Regions from separate parts of the Homo sapiens genome. Here region 1 is linked to region 2. Evidence: read pairs that join two places in POLR2A ChIA-PET (ENCODE). Cell type or tissue: B cell. All regions are shown on one strand. Each heading gives the region's core, and the rest is flanking DNA. Links, peaks and the distances in the headings are about the cores only. Region 1 has its middle 39 kb from the start of USPL1. Region 2 overlaps USPL1 (ubiquitin specific peptidase like 1).

Region 1 (10,071 bases), core at 2,626-7,625, 50 kb before region 2:
ATGTGAAAAAAATGAGAGAATTGTTTCAAAATAGGACCACATTTCTGTGTATAATTTTAAAAGTTTAAAAATATTTGATTAGTAGACTGATAAACTGAAACATTTTTGATAAGCTTTTCATTACATACAAACCATATAATTTGTAAAAAATTGGAAATTATTCAAAACTTCACATAACTAAAGTGACCAAATAAATACTGGAGAGGAAAGAAAAGGAGTCAAATGAATCTAGCATTTTCTTTTTTTTTTTTTTTTTGGAGAAAGGGTCTCACTGTGCCACCCAGGTGGGAGTGCAATGGCACGATCATGGCTCACTGCAGCCTCAACTTTATGGGCTTAGGTGATCCTCCCACCTCGGCCTCCCAAGTAGCAGGGACTACAGGCATGCGCCAACACGTCCAGCTAATTTTTTTGGTATTTTTTGCAGAGACGAGGTTTCACCAGGTTGCCGTGGCTGATCTGGAACTCCTGGTCTCAAGTGATCTACCCAACTCAGCCTCCCAAAGTGCTGGGATTACAGGCGTGAGCCACCGCACCCGGCCTAATCTAGCATTTTCTAAAAGGAAGGACCCAGCAGTGAACGGCAATATCAATAATCATGTTCAAGACTATCAGACATGCAAGCTGGGGATGAATGGGTGGAAGGGGAAAATGATGAATAAATGATGAACACAAGTATAGACCCAGTGGATTTGAGATGCCCAAGATGCCAGTGAGATATTCAAAGTTTAACTCAAAAGCCACTTCCCATATGAAATCCTGACAAACACTCCTACGTCCAACTGGAATTAATTTCTCTTCTGGGCTCCCACAGCACTCTGTATTTTTCTAATAGCATAACACTATTTTGTTTGTAGATATTTCTCTGATAGCATTACTATCTTTCCTCTTTATCACAACTGTTTGAAGTTCTTTTGCCTCTTGCATCCACTGTTGCCCAATCCCACTGCTGGAAGGCTCATCTTATTAAGTTCTGTATTCCTAGTGCTAACACACTGTCTACCATAGATGATGTTCAATAAATGGTTGCTAAATGAATTCTCTTGTGATAATAGCACTATGGCAACATAATCGACGGTAAAAATTTCTTCTCAATGTTTACTTTTAGCAGAATGCATTCATTTATCAACTTTCATTGAGAATATGCTAATTTCCATGACCCTGCTAGGAAATAGGAAAATAAAGATGAATGTAATAAGGTGCTCATTCTACTGAAAGTCTTGACTAGTGGAGAATTATGGATCCAACTTTTCATGAAATGCCTTCAGTGGTAAGAATTCTCATATTTGGAATAAAAAATGTTATGGGTTGTGCCAAGATACCTACATACTTCATAATTTTGTAGAGGGCTGTCCTTACTGCAGAAATGTATACTACTATAGTCATATGTGGAAATTCTTTTTATGATGCTAACTGCATGCTAACCAGACTTTTTAATTTAATACTTGCATTAAATAAACCATGCTAGGAATCCAGGAATCTAGCTTGGTTTATTTTCCATACAATGTACTCTTTGTAATATGCATATACTACATAAAAATTCTATTAATGGCCTCGTACTAAAGATGTGTCTGTTGGGGAATCAGTTATTCTGTATAATTTTATCTTAATTGATATATTAAAATCTACCAAAAATATAAACTCCGAGTAAAAGTATCTGCATGGTGTGCATATGTTTATTATTTTAAGTGTCAGCGTATACATTTTCATGCCATAAAGTTATAAAATGAAAAAATAGTAGCCTTTTATATTAAGTTCATGCTTATGTAGTTAGTAAAAACAAGAAAGCAATTAACATACAAACCATGATGGTGGTTAAACTTGCTTCAGTTTGTGTTTTTTAAAATTTGAAAGTGAGAAATACAGCTCGAAGTCAGCTCATATTTTCAGTAAGTACTGATGAGGATGTACTGGCCCTATTGACTACGCTGACCCCATTAAAATATTTGTGAGTCTAAAGGTTCATATGACGCTGTTCCTTCACTCTAGCAACAGGCCATACATGTCTTACATAGGGACTCTGTTCAATTCATTAATACCTCCTGAAGTGCTCAACATCGTGGTTCATTTATAGTAGATACTCAATACATACTCCATTAACTGAATTCTAAGATAAACTGTCTGTTACTGACAGAAATTTTCACTTAAGGGAGTCTCCGTGGCTGAAGGCAATTTTGAAATCCTGTAAAAGAACCCACTCCTCTCCCCAAGTAATGAAGTTTGTCAGTTTCAAGCCTGTAATAAGGTACTGACTTAAAATTAATTTTCTAATAATACAGTACTGCTATGTATCTAATGTGGGGTTAGTCAATGATAGGAAAAAAACATAAGACAGAGTCACATTTAAAAATGTGTGCTTAGGTGCATGGTGACACCTGCCTGTAGTCCAGCTATTCCAGGGGCTGAGGCAGGAAGATCCCTTGAGCTCACGAGTTTGAGGCTGCAGTAAGCCACTGCACTCAGCCTGGGCAACAGAGTGAGACCCTGTCTCTAAAAAAAATTCGTTTTAAGTGTGCTCAGGACATAACAGGAGCCGCTGGTAACATGCCATTTCCACTGTGAATATGGTAAGGACAGAATCCCTGTCTCTAGGCCCTCTTCCACTAGTCAATCTCATCATCACCATCAAGGCCAACATTGGTATTCTCTCCTCTGAGACAAAGTCTTTGACATTTTCTATACTATACTATGTCTTCCTCTCCCCAAATGCATATACAAATAAAATTTGAATGCTTCTTTCTCCATTTAGTGTAATTTTTTTTATAACATAGACCCAATTTTCAAACCCCACAATGGTGGATTTTATTTGATGTATTGTAAAAAGCGCTGGATTGAAGTCAAATGGCTTGGGAGACCTAAATTCTACTCCTGCCTGTACCATGAAAGAGACAAATCCCAAGGCTTTGCAGGGCTTCAGCTTCCTTGTTTGTAGAATAAAGAATTATAAAATCATCTCTTTTGGTCCTACTGGGCAATAAAAAGCTATGATTCTAAGCCTGTTCCCTTTTCTCACCTAAGAATACAAATTTGATACAAAGAGGCCGCAGAATGTGTCAAACACTCCCTGTTGCCTGGAATTCTCTCTTCCTTTGGGTTCAGGGATAAAGGTATGTTATTTCTTAAGTCTCCCTTTGCTTTCTTCTGCTTGCCTCGTAAATATTTTTCCATCTTGGCAGTCCTACATGTCTTCTCACTCTACATGTTTTCCCTAGGTGATGTGACCCAGCCTGTGGCTTCCACTGCCATCCACACACGTCGCTGCCTCTCTCCACATCAGCATCGCAACTATCTCCTGGAAGCTTTCCAAGTGCTGAACTACAGTAACCTCAACCGAACTGCTGTTCATTCACCCCACAGGCTTGCCCCTCCTCTGCATCTTTGTGAGAACCTGAGAGTCATCCTAAACTCCTCCTTCCACCTCACTCCCCACATCAAATCGATTACCAACTTGTGCTGATTTTATCTTCAAATACTCTCCAGAATTGTCGCTGTCATGGACTGAATATTTGTGTTCCCCCAAATTCATATGTCCTAATCCCTGATGTGACTGTATTTAGAGACGTGACCTCTAAGGAGTAATTAAGGTTCAGTGAGGTCAAAGGTGGAGCCCTGATCTGATAGGATCAGTGTCCTTATAAGAAGAGACTAGAGCTGGGCACAGGGGCTCACACCTGTAATCCCAGTATTTTGGGAGGCTGAGGTGGGAAGATCACTCAAGGAGAGGAGTCTGAGACCAGCCTGGGCAACAGAGTGAGACTCCATCTCTACAAGAAAATAAAATAGTCAGACACAGTGGTACACACCTGTGGTCCCAGCTCCTCAGGAGGCTGAGGCAGGAGGATGGCTTGAGCCCAGGAATTTGAGGCTGCAGCAAGCTATGATCACACCTCTGCACTCCAGCCTGGGTGACAGCATGAGACCCAGTCTCTTTAAAAAAAAAAAAAAAAAAGGCCATATATAGCCCAGAAGAGCGTCCTCACCAAAACCCAATCCTGATAGCACCTGGAGGACTTCCAGCCTCCAGAGCTGTGAGAAAATTTCTGTTGCTTGCACCGCCCAGTCTGTGGTATTTTGCTGTGGCAGCCCAAGCTGACTCATCAGTGACCTTCTCTCTGTTACCGCAGAGTAGCTCATCATCCTCTCTTCCCTAGAGTCCAGCCACTCTCTCACATCTACCTACCTAGCAGTATCACTGTGGGTTAGAGTCAGATCACTGCGGATTAAGTCCTCATTCTGCCACTGCCTGTGTAAATCTGAGCAAGTTACTTAATCTCTCTGTGTGTCAGTAACCTCCCTGTGAAATGAGGCTAATAATAGCAGGGTTGTTTCAACAAGGCGATACATGCATAATGCTTACAACACAGCTTGGCACATTATAAGCATTCAACGAAAAGTGAGCTACTATTATCTCATCCGTTATCAGAATAAACCACCTAAGCCACAAGGCTGCCCACATCATCCTCATGTTTTAAAACACTTCAGTGGGCTCCCCACCATCAACAGGATAAAGTCCAAGCTTCCTTAGCATTTCTTAGAGGCTCCATATGAATCCCCAAGTTCCACTACAGGAACACAGGTGAACTTTCCACTCCAACCTCAGGCTCCTTCGTGTCACTCCTCATCCACATGGAGGTAAGCAGCAAGAGACTCCGTGCAGTTCCTGGTGGTTCCCTGACCCTCAGGCAGACTCTCCCCAGCCCTCTGCCTGCAACGTCCTTGCCCTTTGCTTCCCTTGGCCAGCTCCCATTCATTCTCCTTGATTCTGCTTGGAAGTTTCCCTCTCAGGAAGGCTTTATGAACCTTAGTGTAGGTTATGAACCCATCTTTGCTCCTTTCATACCTTTTGCAAGCCTTTATTTATTATGACACTTAACCATTATCATACTGAAGTGACCTGTTGGTGTGTCTTTGTTCCCCACTAGACAGAAAACTCAAGATCAGAGACCAGTTCTTGTTCTTTTTTTTTTTTTTTTTTTTTTTTTTTGTATCACAGTGTTTAGCAGCCTGCTATATGGTAAATGTCAGTAAATGTTCCACAAACTGAATGGAATTGAGCTCTGGAATCTAGACCATCTTTTCCATACCCATCACTCCTGTCTTAGTTGAAGTCCTTATTTCCCATTTGAAGCAATGCAAAGGATTTCCTAACTCTAATCTCTCTTTTCTTCACACCATCCTTTAAACAGCCGACAGAATGGTCATCCTAAAGCACATATATCCTATCTTACATATCCTAGATTCGGAACCTCTCTGGGCTTCTCACCATATAAGAAGAAAGTCTAACCTCCTTAGCAAGGTGCATAGGTCTTCAATGGGCTCCACCTCACTTCTCTATATATACCTATACTCTTGCTACACTAAACTTCTTTCTTACTGTTGCTGGAACAAGTTCAACGCTTTCAAACCTCCCTGACTTTGCATATGCAGTTCATTCTGTCAGGAATGCCCTTCTCTCTTATGCCTGGGATATTCTCATTCATTCCATATGACCTATTTCATAAGTCACTCCTTAATGAAGCCTTTCTTAGATATCCACTGGGGCAATCAGCTGCTTGCTCCTGTTTCCACAGCACATTGTTCACACAGATAGCACAGGACTTACCACAAGTTATTATAATTTTGTCTGTCTTGCCCATTTGAATCCAAGGGCAAGGACGGAATCATTCTCATCTTTGTATGTCCTGGGAACTAGAACTGTACCTGAGACATAATAAACACTTGATATGTTTGTAATTTTTAAATAAGTTAATGAACGGAATGGCTAGAAAAAGTGAGAAGAAACTCTGGCTTACTGTATATCATACTGTCATACTAAAAATATATACTGAAGACAGAATCACATTATATCATCACTTTTCACGCTATAGGCCATGATCCATTATGAAAAAGAGGATAGTAAAAAAATCACAGGGCACAATTTTTGTTTCTGTCACACACATGTGTACCTGTATATTGGACTGGAATGTAAAACGCATGTTCCATTGTAGAACGTGGTTTTAAAAGAGGCTTGGAAAACACTGCATATGGTCATTTCTTAGTTTAGTACAATTTATTATTTTCGTAATAACCTCAGCTATAATATAAGTCTACCATGAAGCATTTTGGGGAGATTAAATGAGATGTGAAAAGTAAATGTGTTAGATAGACTGAATTCATATCATAGCTTGCTCTGATACTTTACAAAACATTTAACCTTACCCACAAGTTTTAGTTTCCTCACTAAAGTCACCCTGAGGACAGTAATGGGATCTTCCTCACAGAGTATTGTGAGGAATACATAAGAGAACGTACGTAAATGCCTGGCACTTAGTATTTATTCAATAAATCTTAGCAATGATGATGATAACAACATGGTACCTGGCACATAAGAGAGTTAAAAATTAGTTTCTTCAGTCAAATGTGCTTACATTGATAGTTGATACTAACTGGGGTTAAAAGGTCATTGCTGGCATCTCAGAAAGATAGATTACAGTGAAATAAAAAATGACTACTGCTTAAAATGAATGAAGACTTATTTACAAAGTCATGTTCATCTGGTACAATAATGAAGTCGCTCAATTGGGAGAAAATGACAAATAATACAAGTGAATATACAATCTTACTTAAGACGAAAGAAATAGGACACCAGGCTAACTATCAGTCTCCTAAACCACAACTTTATTTCTGATACAAAGAGACAGTGAGACAATCAGGGCTTCCCTCAAATAAATTACTTAATCTCTCTTCAATTCAGTTTTGCATCTGTAAATATAAATAACTACAATTTCACAGTATTTCCATTTAAAAAGTTCTAGTGCAACATCAGAAACAAGAACTTAGTAGGTGTTCAAAAAGAAATATAAGTTCTGCTTTGTTAGCCAGCAAATAGTTGCCTGTTTCTAGCCCTCACTTCTTTTCTCCTAAATCCCTATATTGCATTTATTTAACTTAAAGTGCTGGATGTGGCACTACGAGAAAGAAAAAGATATTTGGTAATCTTGTTAAAATCATTAGACATCCCAGGCTATCTGGAATCACCTTGGGCTCACAGTTAGACATCAGCTATGGCTTGTTTTATTTAAAAATTCATCCACTGATGCATGATAATGGAATTCACAGGAGAGCAATTTACCAAAAAAAAGAAATTTATTGATTTATAATGTGAGATATTAATTTAGCCACAAATATTTATTGAGCATCTCCTACATGCCAGGGAATGGACTATATATGGCAGGAAAACAGATACCAATCATTTATATCAGGCATTTTTTTCTAATAGAAGGATATTCGCAGGAGACAATGCATAGCACCATGCCTTGCACGTAACAGACATTTAATAACTATTAGTTGAATAAAATTGGAGACTAGAATGATACATAAAGAGGCAAGAAAGAGCAAAGATAAGCCTTTCTGAGAATTTCTATCATGTTTTGCTCAATAGCTTGTCTTTATCCACTGCTTGTATTTTTCCATGTAGCTAATCCTCATTGGTCGTTAGAATTGAGACACCCTTTCCTTGAAATCAGGAGCTATAGGAGGCCATTCTTCCTACTGGGCATTTTCTTTCTGGGACAGGGTCTCACTCTGTCACCTAGGCTGGAGTGCATCATAGCTCACTATAACCTTGAAGTCCTGGGCTCAAGGAATCCTCTTGCCAAAGAGGTGGGATTACAGGCATGAGTCACCATGCCAGCCTATTTGGCATTTCTACTGTAGACAAAGCAGACTTACAGCAGTAGGTCTACCTGCCTAATACAAAAAGAAAAAAAAGAATTTTAACAAACAAATGAGGGAATCAGATCCAGAAAGTGATTCTTATAACTTAGATTACTTAGAGTAGATCTATAATCTGCTCTAGATCCACTGCATACAGTGGGCCCTTCTTATCATATTCCATAAATAGCACTTTTCTCAGCCCAGCTTTTGATGATAGCTGAACAGACTAACAGTTTGTCTAACAAAGGCTAGAGAAGGGGATAGCAAATAATGGCCCACAGGCTGAATCCTGCCTGCTGCTCATTTTTGCAAAGTTTTATTAGAATACGGTCATTTCCACTCATTTTCACACTGTCAATGGCTGCTTTTGCGCTACAGCAGCAGAGCTGGGTGGTTGGGGCAGGGGTCACATGGCTAACAAAGACTAAAATACTTATCATCTGACCTTTTACAGAAAGTTTGCTGATCCTTGGAGTGTACAAGTATTCTATATTGTTGATTAAGAACAGAACCACAAGTATTAGAAGTTAGACCAGCAGGTGGTAAAGCTGATCATCTACTAATATAATGGAAATTGGGGTTCCCAATCAGGACTCTTGCTTTGATAGAAGGCCATCTTAACGAGGAGGGAGACACCTGCAGGCAAAGTCAGAATTTTCTGCAGGAAAAGTTTTGAGTCCATTTCCCCTTGTGAACAAGTGCTCAGCTATGCATTTCATCTTTAGTAACCATGCTTCTATACCTGGTTCTCCTTGGCAAAGATTTCTTTCTTCAGTAAGTCTCAAGACTTTCTGGGAAGGTAGGGAGATATGGGGGTAAAAGTGTCCCAGGACTTACTGAAGGAAGTGTTTTATGATTATCTGATAGAATCACTGTATCATGGTAGAGAAGGCAAACAGAATATAATCTGAAAATAGAGGTGAGGGTGAACAAATGGGCACTAAAAGTGAACTCAGCATCAGGAAGGTAGCAAAACAAGACATCAGTCAAAGATATGGGGTGATTCAGACCTAAGGAAGATTTAATGTGGGATGTTTCCGTGTGCCAGGAGCTGGACACTTAAGCAAGAGGAGATCCAGGAATGTTGCTAAAACCATGGCCTCCATACTTTATTGGAATTAGCACAACTTATCCTTGTTTCTTTCATTTTGCAATCAAAATCTTTAAAAACACATTATTTAAAAATACATTATTTTAAAAGCTAGAATGAAAATTATGATATCATTTAGGTGGTTTAAAAAACATCCACCAGCCGGGCGTGGTGGCTCATGCCTGTAATCCCAGCACTTTGGGAGTCCGAGGCGGGCAGATCACGAGGTCAGGAGATTGAGACCATCCTGGCTGACACGGTGAAACCCCGTCTCCACTAAAAATACAAAAAATTAACCGGGCGTGGTGGCGGGTGCCTGTGGTCCCAGCTACTCGGGAGGCTGAGGCCGGAGAATGGCATGAACCCGGGAGGTGGAGGTTGCAGTGAGCTGAGATCGTGCCACTGCACTCCAGCCTGGGTGACAGAGCAAGACTCCATCTAAAAAAAAAAAACAAAAACCATCCACCAAAATGGGAAGAAGTGATGAAAAATTACAGTCCAAGAAGAAGGGCCATAGCTGTTTAAATCAATTGGTATATTTGTTATCTAATATAACCCCACGTAACGACAGGTATTTAACAAATGTTTCTGCTGAATTTGACGATTCCATTTCCCTTACATCCCATATGCAATCCATCAGCACCCCACATCCAACCCATCAGTACATCCTGTCAGCATTGGCTCCCAAATATAACCTAAATCTAACACATATCCTACTATCTCTGCTGCTACAACTTTAGTCTGAAATCTCATAATCTCCCACTTGTACTACTGTAGATGACTCTGAATGAGTCTTCTTGCTTCCATTCCACACAGCATCCATACTGATCTATTTTTTTTTTCAATTTTTTGTAGAGACGGGGTCTTGCCATGTTGCCCAGGCTGGTCTTGAACTCCTGGCTTCAAGGGATCCTCCCACCTCAACCTCCCAAAGTGATAGGATTTCAAGTATGAGCCACTGTGCCTAACCCTGACTGATCTTTCTAAGCATAAATCTAATAATGCCCCTTCCTTGATTAAACCCTTCAATGAATTCACATTAAGCAAACAACCTGGCCAGGTGTGATGGTTCATGCCTGTAATCTCAGCACTTTGGGAGACCAAGATGGGAGGATCACTTGAGGCCAGGAGCTCAACATCAGCTTAGACAACATGGTGAAACTACATCTCTACAAAAAATACAAGAATTAGCTGGGCATGGTGGTGCACCTATAGTCCCAGCTACTCGGGCGGCTGAGCTGGGAGGATCACTTGAGCCCTGGAGGTCAAGGCAGCAGTGAGCTGTG
Region 2 (10,071 bases), core at 1,927-6,926:
TGCCCTACTCATTTCTTCATCTATACCCTTTATAATATCCTTTAGGATAAACCAATAAACATAAGTAAGTGTTTGTTTGAGTTCTGCGAGCTGTCCTTGCAAACTAGTTATGCCCAAGAAGGGGGAGTGGGAACCTTTGTAGCCAGTCAGTCAGATGTACTGGTGGCCTGGATGTGGGATTGGCATCTGAAGTGGAGGGAGTCATGGGACTGAGCCCTCAACCTGTAGGATCTGACATGGTCTCTAGGTAGATAACATCCAAATGGAATTGGATTATAGGATACCCATTTGGTGTCCTCTGGAGAATTGCTTGGTGTGGGGAAAAAGCCCCCACACATCTGGTCACAAAAGTGTGCTGGGAGGATAGAATATGTGAAAATTGTCATAATCAAAATGGAGTCACTTGTGTTAAAAAAGAAAAAAAAATCCTGACTGGCCAGGCACAGTGGCTGACAACTGTAATCCCAACACTTTGGGAGGCTGAGGCAGGAGGATTGCTTGATCCCAGGAATTGGAGACCAGCCCATGCAACATAGTGTGGCCTTGTCTCTACAAAAAAAAAAATTTAAATTAGCTGGGCATGGTGGTGTGAGTCTGTAGCCCCAGCTACCCGGGAGGGGGACTACGGGTGCACGGCACCATGCCCAGGAGGTCCAGGCTGCAGTGAGCTGTGATTGTGCCACTGCATTCCAGTCAGGATGACAGAGTGTGAGACCCTGTCTCTATTAAAAGAAAAAAAAAAGACAAATAGATCCAGGAAAGGCTATGAAGAGAGAGCTTTCATGCATAAATACCAAAATATCTCAAAAGACTCTGCAAAAACCACACCCTTGCACAAAGGCCATCATGAAATACTTCTGAAATACACAGAAAATACATCATGAAATAAATACACAGAAAATACTTCTGCAAGGACATCTGCCCAGCAACTGCCTGGTCCATCTGTGGACGGGTGTCATCCTTGTTATTGATCCTTGTAGCCAAGGGTAATTATCTCAAAACAAGTATGTGATCCTCCTTATTTTCCTTTAAAAACCTTTTGTCTTCCCTTACCTCCCTGAACACACACAGTTTACTATGGCATGTGTATTCCCATTGGAATACTTTATTCCTGAATAAATGTCACTTTCTTTTTAGAAGCTTCTCTTTTCTTTTTATTTAGATTGATAAGTAGAAAGGAAAAAAAGCTTTTTTCCCTTTGGACTAGTTGAAGGCAGTTGCAGTATTCTGGGGGAGAGGGTGGTGGCAGAGGTGTTGAGGCATGGTTGGAGTTTATTTATACTTTGAAGGTAAAGCCAACAGGATTTGCTGAAAGATTGGGATATGGGGTTGGAAAGAGGAATCAAGGATAGTTCCAAGATTTTTGGCTTGAAAAATTAGAAGAATGGAATCGTGAATTACTGAGCTGGGAAGACTTGGAAGAGCAAGGTTTTGGGGAGAAGATCAGGACTGTAAGAATAGAGAAGTCCTTGTCCCCAGGAGTTAGGTTTTTGGCTATTAAAGTTAGATGTACTACATAGATTTTTAGTTGGTTTTTTGTTTTTTGTTTTTTTTTTTTTTTTTTTTGAGACGGAGTCTCGCTCTGTCACGAGGCTGGAGTGCAGTGGTGCGATCTCGGCTCACCGCAACCTCCGACTCCCTGGTTCAAGGGATTCTCCTGCCTCAGCCTCCTCAGTAGGTGAGATTACAGGCATGTGCCACCCAGCCCAGCTAATTTTTGTATTTTTAGTAGAGACGGGGTTTCACTATGGCCAGGATGGGCTTGATTTCCTGACCTCAGGTGATCCACCCACCTCGGCCTCCCAAAATGCTGGGGTTACAGGTGTGAGCCACCACGCCCAGCCCGGAGTTTTGGTTTTTGAAGCATTCTTTTTCAAGTGATAAAGCAAAAAATATATAATCAAGAATTTTAAGTATATACTTTGGAAATGTTAAAAAGGAACATGAGTAATTTATTATTATTTTTTTAATTTCTAGTCAGCAATGAGAGCCCAGTGTACTTTATGAAGTAGATTGGTTTACACCAGGAGTGAGCAGACATTTTGTATGATGCACAAACAAGGAATGATTTTTTTGTTTTTTAAATGGTTAGGAAAATATCAAAATAAAAAATGCCAGAAAAAATCAAAAGAAGGGCCAGGTGCAGTGTTTCACACCTGTAATCCCAGCACTTTGGGAGGCCAAGGTGGGTGGATTCTCTTGAGGTCAGGAGTTCGAGACCAGCCTGGCCAACATGGTGAAAACCTGTCTCTACTAAAAATACAAAATAGCCGGGTGTGGTGGCATATGCCTGTAATCCCAGCTACTTGGGAGGCTGAGGCAGGAGAGTCGCTTGAAGCCAGTGGCAGAAGTTGCAGTGAGCCAAGATTTGAGCCACTGCACTCCAGCCTGGGCGACAGAGGAGACTCTATCTCAAAATAAATAAATAAATAAATAAATAAATAAATAAATCAAAAGAAGAATACCCTTTCATAATATGTGAAAATTAAATGAAATTCAAATTTCAGTGTTCATAAATAAAGTTTTACCGGAACATAGCCATGCTCAATCATTTATGTATTGTTCATGGCTTCTTTTGCATACAACAACAGAGTTGGGTAGTTGTGACAGACTATGTAGCTCATAAAATCTAAATATTTATTATCTAGCCCTTTATCAGTAAACTTTGCTGATCCCTGTATAAGTCCTCTGAATCAAATTATTTCCAAAGAGTTCCGTTATAAAATTTGGAGTTTACTCTGCTGTAAATTGCAAAGAACCATTTGGAAAACCTCTTTTAGTCAGGTATTTACATTAAAATGTTCCTTGATTTGTAAACACTAATATTCAAGACTGGTCCAAAATTATACCAAATTGAAACTCTCAAGTGTTTTTAAACAGTAGGAAGTTTTAACTTTTTTTTTTTCGTGGAGTAGTCTATCATTCAGCGTTTACTTTGGAACATTTAATTAGTCTTTTTTAAAAACCCATGAAATTTATAATAAAAATTTTAAATCATTAATGTTGAGTAATCAAAGAAAACTTTTTTTGTTTTCTCCATTTGTAAAATGAGTACATTATTATTATAATTTGTCTTTGGCCATACCTTGTTGATAATTACTTATACAAGTATAAGAAGACATGGTATGTTTTCCTTTTTCCTATTTCACAAGAATAAGTACAGGAATTTACTTAAGCTGCTCCAAAACTCAGTGAAAGAGACAGGATTAGGTTTTTTTCAGCATTGGATTTTAAATGATACTAGATGGTTGCGCTGGGCTAAAATACTAATGCTTTGTGTATATTTTTATGACTTTTTTGAAGACAGCTTAAAAGCTTTATTCTAGTTATAAAAATGATACATGTTCACTGTAAATAGAAACAAGTCAGGTATACAGAGATACAAATATTTAGAACATGTGGAAAGAGGCAACAAAATTTTATAAAAAGAAAAAAGATAAAAATCTGAAATCATTAATTTATAAGGGAAAAATCAGGGCAAGGACAAATTATATTACAGATTGGCCTATGGTGGGAGCACAGATTATATAGAGAAAAGTCAGTGAAGACACTTGCGAAGAGTGTGGGTGGAAATCACTAAGTTTTGCAGTCCCGGGGCCTCTTATGGTTTATTACTGTTTTGTTCTTTTTTTTTTTTTAATATGCATTCCTTTGGAACCAAGGGTTTATTATGTTTTGAATAAAGTAGAGGTGTAAGTAGGATGCATATACCATGATCTTGACTACTTGAGATTCACAAAGGGTTTTCGTCTCAGGATTTTTTTTTCTCTTAAAAAAATTTGTATTAATTTTTAAATTGTAAAAAAATTCATCAACTTAACCATTTTTATGTATAGAGTTCAGGAGTATTAGGTATATTCACTTGTGCAGCAGATCTCTAGAACTTTTTTCATCTTGCAAAACTGAAACTCTGTACCCATTAAACAACCACTTCCCATTTTCCTCTCCCCCAGCTTCTGGCAACCATTCTAGTTTCTGTTTCTTTTCTTTTTTTTTCTTTTGAGATGGAGTCTCTGTCGCCCAGGCTGGAGTGTAGTGGCATGATCTCGGCTCGCTGCAACTTCTGCCTGCGGGTTCAAGCAGTTCTCCTCCCTCAGCCTCCTGAGTAGCTGGGACTACAGGGGTGCACCACCATGCCTGGCTAATTTTTTTTTTTTTTTTTTTTTTTGTATTTTTAGTAGAGACGGGGGTTTCACCATGTTGGCCAGGCTGGTCTCGAACTCCTGACCTCAGGTGTTCTGCCTGCCTCAGCCTCCCAAAGTGCTGGGATTACAGGCTTGAGCCACTGTACCCGGCCTCTAGTTTATGTTTCTATGAATCAGACTCAGTACCTCATATAAACGGAATCATACAGTATTTGCCTTTTTTGTGACTGGCTTATTTCACTTGGCATAATGGCCTCAAGATTCATCCATGTTGTAGCATGGATGAATATACAGTTAGGAGTTCCTTTTCTTTTTTAAGTCTTAATCTCCAGTTTATTTCTGTTTATTTATTTATTTTATTATACTTTAAGTTCTGGGATACATGTGCAGAACGTGCAGGCTTGTTACATAGGTATACACGTGCCATGGTGGTTTGTTGCACCTGTCAGCCTGTCATCTACGTTAGGTATTTCTCCTAATGCTATCCCTCCCCTAGCCCCCTACCCGCCGACAGGCCCCGGTGTGTGATGTTCCCCTCTCTGTGTCCGTGTGTTCTCATTGTTCAGCTCCCACTTACGAGTGAGAACATGCGGTGTTTGGTTTTCTGTTCCTGTGTTAGTTTGCTGAGAATGATGGTTTCCAGCTTCATCCATGTCTCTGCAAAGGACATGAGGAGTTTCTTACTTTTAAGGTTGAGTAATATTCCACATTATGTGTATGCCACATTTTCTTTATCCATTCACCTATCTGCAGATGTTTGAGTTGCTTTCACTTTTTGGGAATTGTGAATAATGCTGCAGTGAATGTGGGTGTGCAGGTACCTTTTCAAGATTCTGCTTTTGAGTTTTTTTTGGATACGTACCTTTTTATGATGCTTTAAATACATATATGCTATTTTTAAAGGATTCTCAGTTTTCTGACATATGATAGGACTTAGGAAGTAATCTCAAAGCATCATGTTGACAGGTTGTTAGTTGATGGTGACTGCAGCTAGTTGGAAAGTCAGAAGAATCTAGAACTTGTCCATTTATACTAAAGAATTTCATAGTAAGTGCAGTATTATGAGTGTAATGTTCAATTGGTAGAAGAGGCTATCTGAGGGGATTTAGTGCATTTCAGTTATCTGTTGGTGTGAAACGAATCACCTTGAAACTTAGTCGCTCAAAAATTTTAATGGTGGCTGGGCATGGTGGCTCACATCTGGAACTCCAGCACTTTGGGAGGCCGAGGCAGGCAGATTGCTTGAACCCAGGAGTTTGAGAGCAGCCTGGGCAACGTGGTGAAACCTTGTCTCTACAGAAAATACCGTGGCAGGCGCCTTTAGCACCAGCTACTTGGGAGGCTAAGGTTGTAGGATCTCTTGATCCCAGGAGGCAGAGGTTGCAGTGAGCTGGGATCGTGCCACTATACTCCAGCCTGGATAACAGAGCCAGACCCTGTCTCAAAAAAAAATTTTAATGGCTCCATTTATTATTTCACATGATTATGTGAGTTGACTAGGGAATTCTTACACATCACACCATGTCAGCTGGGACAGCTGAAATGTCCACATGGCTGGCAGTTGGTACTAGCTGCTAGCTGGAAGTTGAGTTCAAATAGTCAGCCAGGGGTCTCAGTTATTTTCCATGAGGTTCTCTCCATGAGGCCAGCTGGGCTCTTCACAGTGTGATAGCTGGGACTAAGAAGGAGTGTTCCAGAAGAAGGGCTTGTCCTCTTGAGCCAGTGCTTATCAGGCCTCTATGTATATCATGTGTGCTAATGTTCCATCAAAGCTAGTCACAGGGCCAAGCCAACTCTGTACAGTGTAGGGACTGGCTGCAGGAGGGCATGAATTACCAGGAGGTGTAGTTCTCTAGTTCATAGGGAGGGCCATCAAGATAGTAGTCTACCATACTTGTGTAAAAGAAGGCATTAATTAACTATTATTATTATTATTATTATTATTTTAGAGACAGGGTCTTGCTCTGTTGCCCAGGCTGGAGCAGTAGAGTGGGGCAATCATAGCTCATTGCAGCCTCCAACTCCTGGGCTTAAGCAATCCTCCCATCTCAGCCTCCCAAGTAGCTGGGAATACGGGAGTGTACTGCCATGCCCACCTGAAAAAGAAGGCATATTTTAAAAGCAGACCTTTAGTGTAGAGGGTTCTTGAATTTGTTATTTAAAATATTCTGGTAGTTTTTAAACTTAGGAAAGACCCACTGATTCTTTTAGTGATATGTTTACATTGTTGTTATTTGGCATAAATTGTGTTAATGCACAGTAAGATTTCATGAAGTCATTAAAATTCAGCCACTTGGACTCTAAACCCAATAAAGATGTAAAACAGCAGTGCTATGAGATGCATATTCAGTTTCAAAATATAGGAAACACAGAAATTACTCTGTGCACTTTTAATTTGAAAATACTTTTAAAATGTGTAGTATAATGTAGTGTCTGTCCCAAAAGAGTAACATTCATTATAGTGTTTCTTTACGTTGTTGAAAATTTTAAATTCACTTAACATTAGATTTTTATTAAAGCAAAAATATGTTTTCCTTATTAGCTTACCCTTTTGTAACTCAGATTAAACCCTTGATTGTTCAAATTAACCTGAAAAAAATTATTCTTTTGGAGGCCAAACTTTTGATTAAGTAGTTGTTTGTCTCTAATTTTTTCAAATTTATGTGTATAAATATAACCTGTCATCAAATCAATGCTAACATTCTATACATGTTTTTCATGATATGAAAACTATAAAACATGAAGTTATTTGAATTTGTGTAGTTTTTATCATTTTATTTTTACTTTCCAGTGCATCTATCCTTTGGGCTCTAAATCACTTAATAACCTAATTTCTCCTGATTTGGAAGAATGTCACACTCCACATAAGCCTCAGAAAAGGAAGAGCTTAGAAAGCAGCTATAAGGATTCACTTCTTTTAGCAAATTCCAAAAAGACTAGAAATTATATTGCTATTGACGGTGGAAAAGTTTTGAACAGCAAACATAATGGAGAAGTATATGACGAAACCTCGTCAAACTTACCTGATAGTAGTGGTCAACAGAATCCAATTAGGACAGCTGATTCCTTGGAGCGGAATGAGATTTTGGAAGCTGATACTGTTGACATGGCTACTACAAAAGATCCTGCTACAGTTGATGTCTCTGGAACTGGCAGACCTTCCCCTCAAAATGAAGGATGTACATCTAAACTGGAAATGCCACTGGAGAGCAAATGTACATCATTTCCCCAGGCTTTATGTGTCCAGTGGAAAAATGCTTATGCTCTCTGTTGGTTAGACTGTATCCTGTCAGCTTTGGTGCACTCGGAAGAGTTAAAGAACACCGTGACTGGACTGTGCTCGAAGGAGGAATCTATATTCTGGCGGTTGCTTACAAAATATAATCAAGCAAATACACTTCTATATACCAGTCAATTGAGTGGTGTTAAAGGTTGGTACTAATATTTTATTTTTATTTACTTATTTATTCATCTGGAGTCAGGGTCTCATTCTGTCACCCAGGCTGGAGTGCAGTGGCATGATCATGTCTCCTTGCAGCCTTGACTTCCCTGGCTCAGGTGGGCCTCCCACCTCAGTCTCCCAAGTAGCTGGAACTACAGTCGTGCACCACCATAGCCAGCTAAGATAGTGAGATGGTGGCCCCACTGTCTTGCCCAGGCTGGACTCGATTTCCTGGGTGCAAGCACCCTTCCCGCCTCAGCCTCCCAAAGTGCTGGGATTACAGGCATGAGTCACCATTCCAGCCTACTTGTCTTTAATTCTTAAAAATATTAATGTTGAGTTTTGTCTCCCAGCATGTGGGAAAGATGTCATCCATTGCTTCTGTTTCCTGGAGGCCTGGGAGCAAGGAGCCCAGGAACAGTATCACGAAGCTTGAGATAATACCAGTTACATTATCCTGACTGCCCAAAAGGCAGTTTTTTTGTTTTTTTTTTTTATACTTTAAGTTCTGGGGTACATGTGCAGAACGTGCAGTTTTGTTACATAGGTATACGTGTGCCATGGTGGTTTGTTGCACCCATCAACCCGTCACCTATATTAGGTATTTCTCCTAATGCTGTCCTTCCCCAACCCCTCCATTCCCCATCAGGCCCCAGTGTGTGATGTTCCCCTCCCTGTGTCCATGTGTTCTCATTGTTCAACTGTCACTTATGAGTGAGAATATATGGTGTTTGGTTTTTTGTTCTTGTGTTAGTTTGCTGAGAATGATGGTTTCCAGCTTTATCCATGTCCCTGCAAAGGACATGAACTCATCCTTTTTTATGGCTGCATAGTATTCTATGGTGTATATGTGCCACATTTTCTTTATCCAGTCTATCATTGATGGGCATTTGGGTTGGTTCCAAGTCTTTGCTATTGTGATTTTTTTTTTTTTTTTTTTTTTTTTAAGACAGAGCCTCACTCTGTTGCCCAGGCTGGAGTGCGATGGCATGATCTCAGCTCACTGCAACCTCCGCCTCTCAGGTTCAAGCAATTCTTCTGCCTCAGCCTCCCAAGTAGCTGGGACTACAGGCGCCCACCACCAGGCCCAGCTAATTTTTGTATTTTTAGTAGAGACAGGGTTTCACCATGTTGGTCAGGCTGGTCTTGAACTCCAGACCTCATGATCTGCCTGCCTTGGCCTCCCAAAGTGCTGAAATTACAGGTGTGAGCCACCATACCTGGCCTAGGCAGTCTTTTTCAAAACTCTAAGACTGTGCTTGTGTCTCAGGGTGTCAGGATAATAGTGGTTAGTTTTAAGTGTTTAAACTACTGAAAAGCAGAATGAAGAAGTGAGTAAAAATCACCCATAATCACACAACCTCCTAAGATCTCTTGGCACAATAAGGGATATGTTTTTCATTTTATTCTCTGTAAAATAGGATACTTATGAACCCACCTCCCAACACAGGAAGAATTAAAACATTCCCAATAACTTACATTTACCTATGCGTTTCCTCCCATCCCATTCTCTACCTCCCCCCCATAAGTAATCATTATCTGAAATGTGTTTCATCATTCCATCTTTTCTTAGTTTTTCTTACATGTGTTTATCTAAACAGTATACAGTAGTCTCCCCTTATTGTAGTTGTACTTTTCTTGGTTTCATTTAACCCGAGGTCTGAAAGTAGATGAGTATAGTACAGTAATATATTTTGAGAGAGAGGGAGACCACATTCACATAACTTTCATTACAGCATATTGTTATAATTGTTGTATTTTATTATTAGTTTTAATCTTACTATGCCTAATTATAAAACTTGATCATAGGTATGTAGTTATAGGAAAAAGCATAATATATAAAATGTTTAGTTACTATCCAAGGTTTTAGGCATCCACTGGGGTCTTGGAAGGTATCCCTCTCAGATAATGGGGGATGGATGGTACTGAACCCTGTATATACAATGTTTTTCCCTATACATACATAATTATGATCAAGTTTAATTAAGAGTAAATTAAATGTGGGCCAGGTGCAGTGGCTCACATCTGTAATCCCAGCACTTTAGGAAGCTGAAGCGGGCAGATCTCATGAGGTCAAGAGTTCGAGACCAGCCTGGCCAACATGGTGAAACCCCATCTCTACTAAAAAATACAAAAATTGGCTGGCTATGGTGGCACACGCCTGTAGTCACAGCTACTCTGGGAGGTTGAGGCAGGAGAATTGCTTGAACCCAGGAGGTGGAAGTTGAACAATCACTTGAACCTGGGATCACGCCACTGCACTCCAACCTGCCTGGGTGATAGAATGAGACTCTGTCTCAAAAAAAAAAAAAAAAAAAAAAAAGTAAAGTAAATGTGGCTCAACATGTTGCTGTCAGTTGGAACATTTGTTTCTGATCGTGTCTTCCACCCACAAATTGAATGCTTTTTCCATCTTAACACTTATCAGGCACTGTGGCCATAACTTGAGCAGTTGAGATGCAACAGCAAAATTAGCACAAATTT

Evidence for each region. Peaks named below come from ENCODE experiments on the same cell type or tissue, not always from the same donor. Only the 100,000 strongest peaks of a DNase experiment are listed, where the experiment ranks them.
Region 1: POLR2A ChIA-PET joins it to region 2 with 6 read pairs; 21 of 35 experiments call an interaction of 5 or more read pairs at or near these places.

Annotation. Positions count from the first base shown.
Region 1 is chr13:30,573,412-30,583,482 of GRCh38, forward strand. It overlaps a transcript of HMGB1 not described here. Among named protein-coding and RNA genes, the nearest start is that of USPL1, 39 kb to the right of the region's middle. RefSeq lists an enhancer at 4,029-4,108 and a silencer at 4,329-4,388. In B cell, for the core only: no CTCF peak of the experiment used is centred there; no DNase peak of the experiment used is centred there; H3K27me3 peaks cover 257 bases.
Region 2 is chr13:30,623,899-30,633,969 of GRCh38, forward strand. It overlaps USPL1 (ubiquitin specific peptidase like 1), which reads left to right. Exons shown (of 9, transcript NM_005800.5): 4 at 6,937-7,576. Among named protein-coding and RNA genes, the nearest start is that of USPL1, 11 kb to the left of the region's middle. RefSeq lists an enhancer at 3,931-4,070. In B cell, for the core only: no CTCF peak of the experiment used is centred there; a DNase peak (open chromatin) is centred at 3,943; H3K4me3 peaks cover 561 bases; H3K27ac peaks cover 1,891 bases.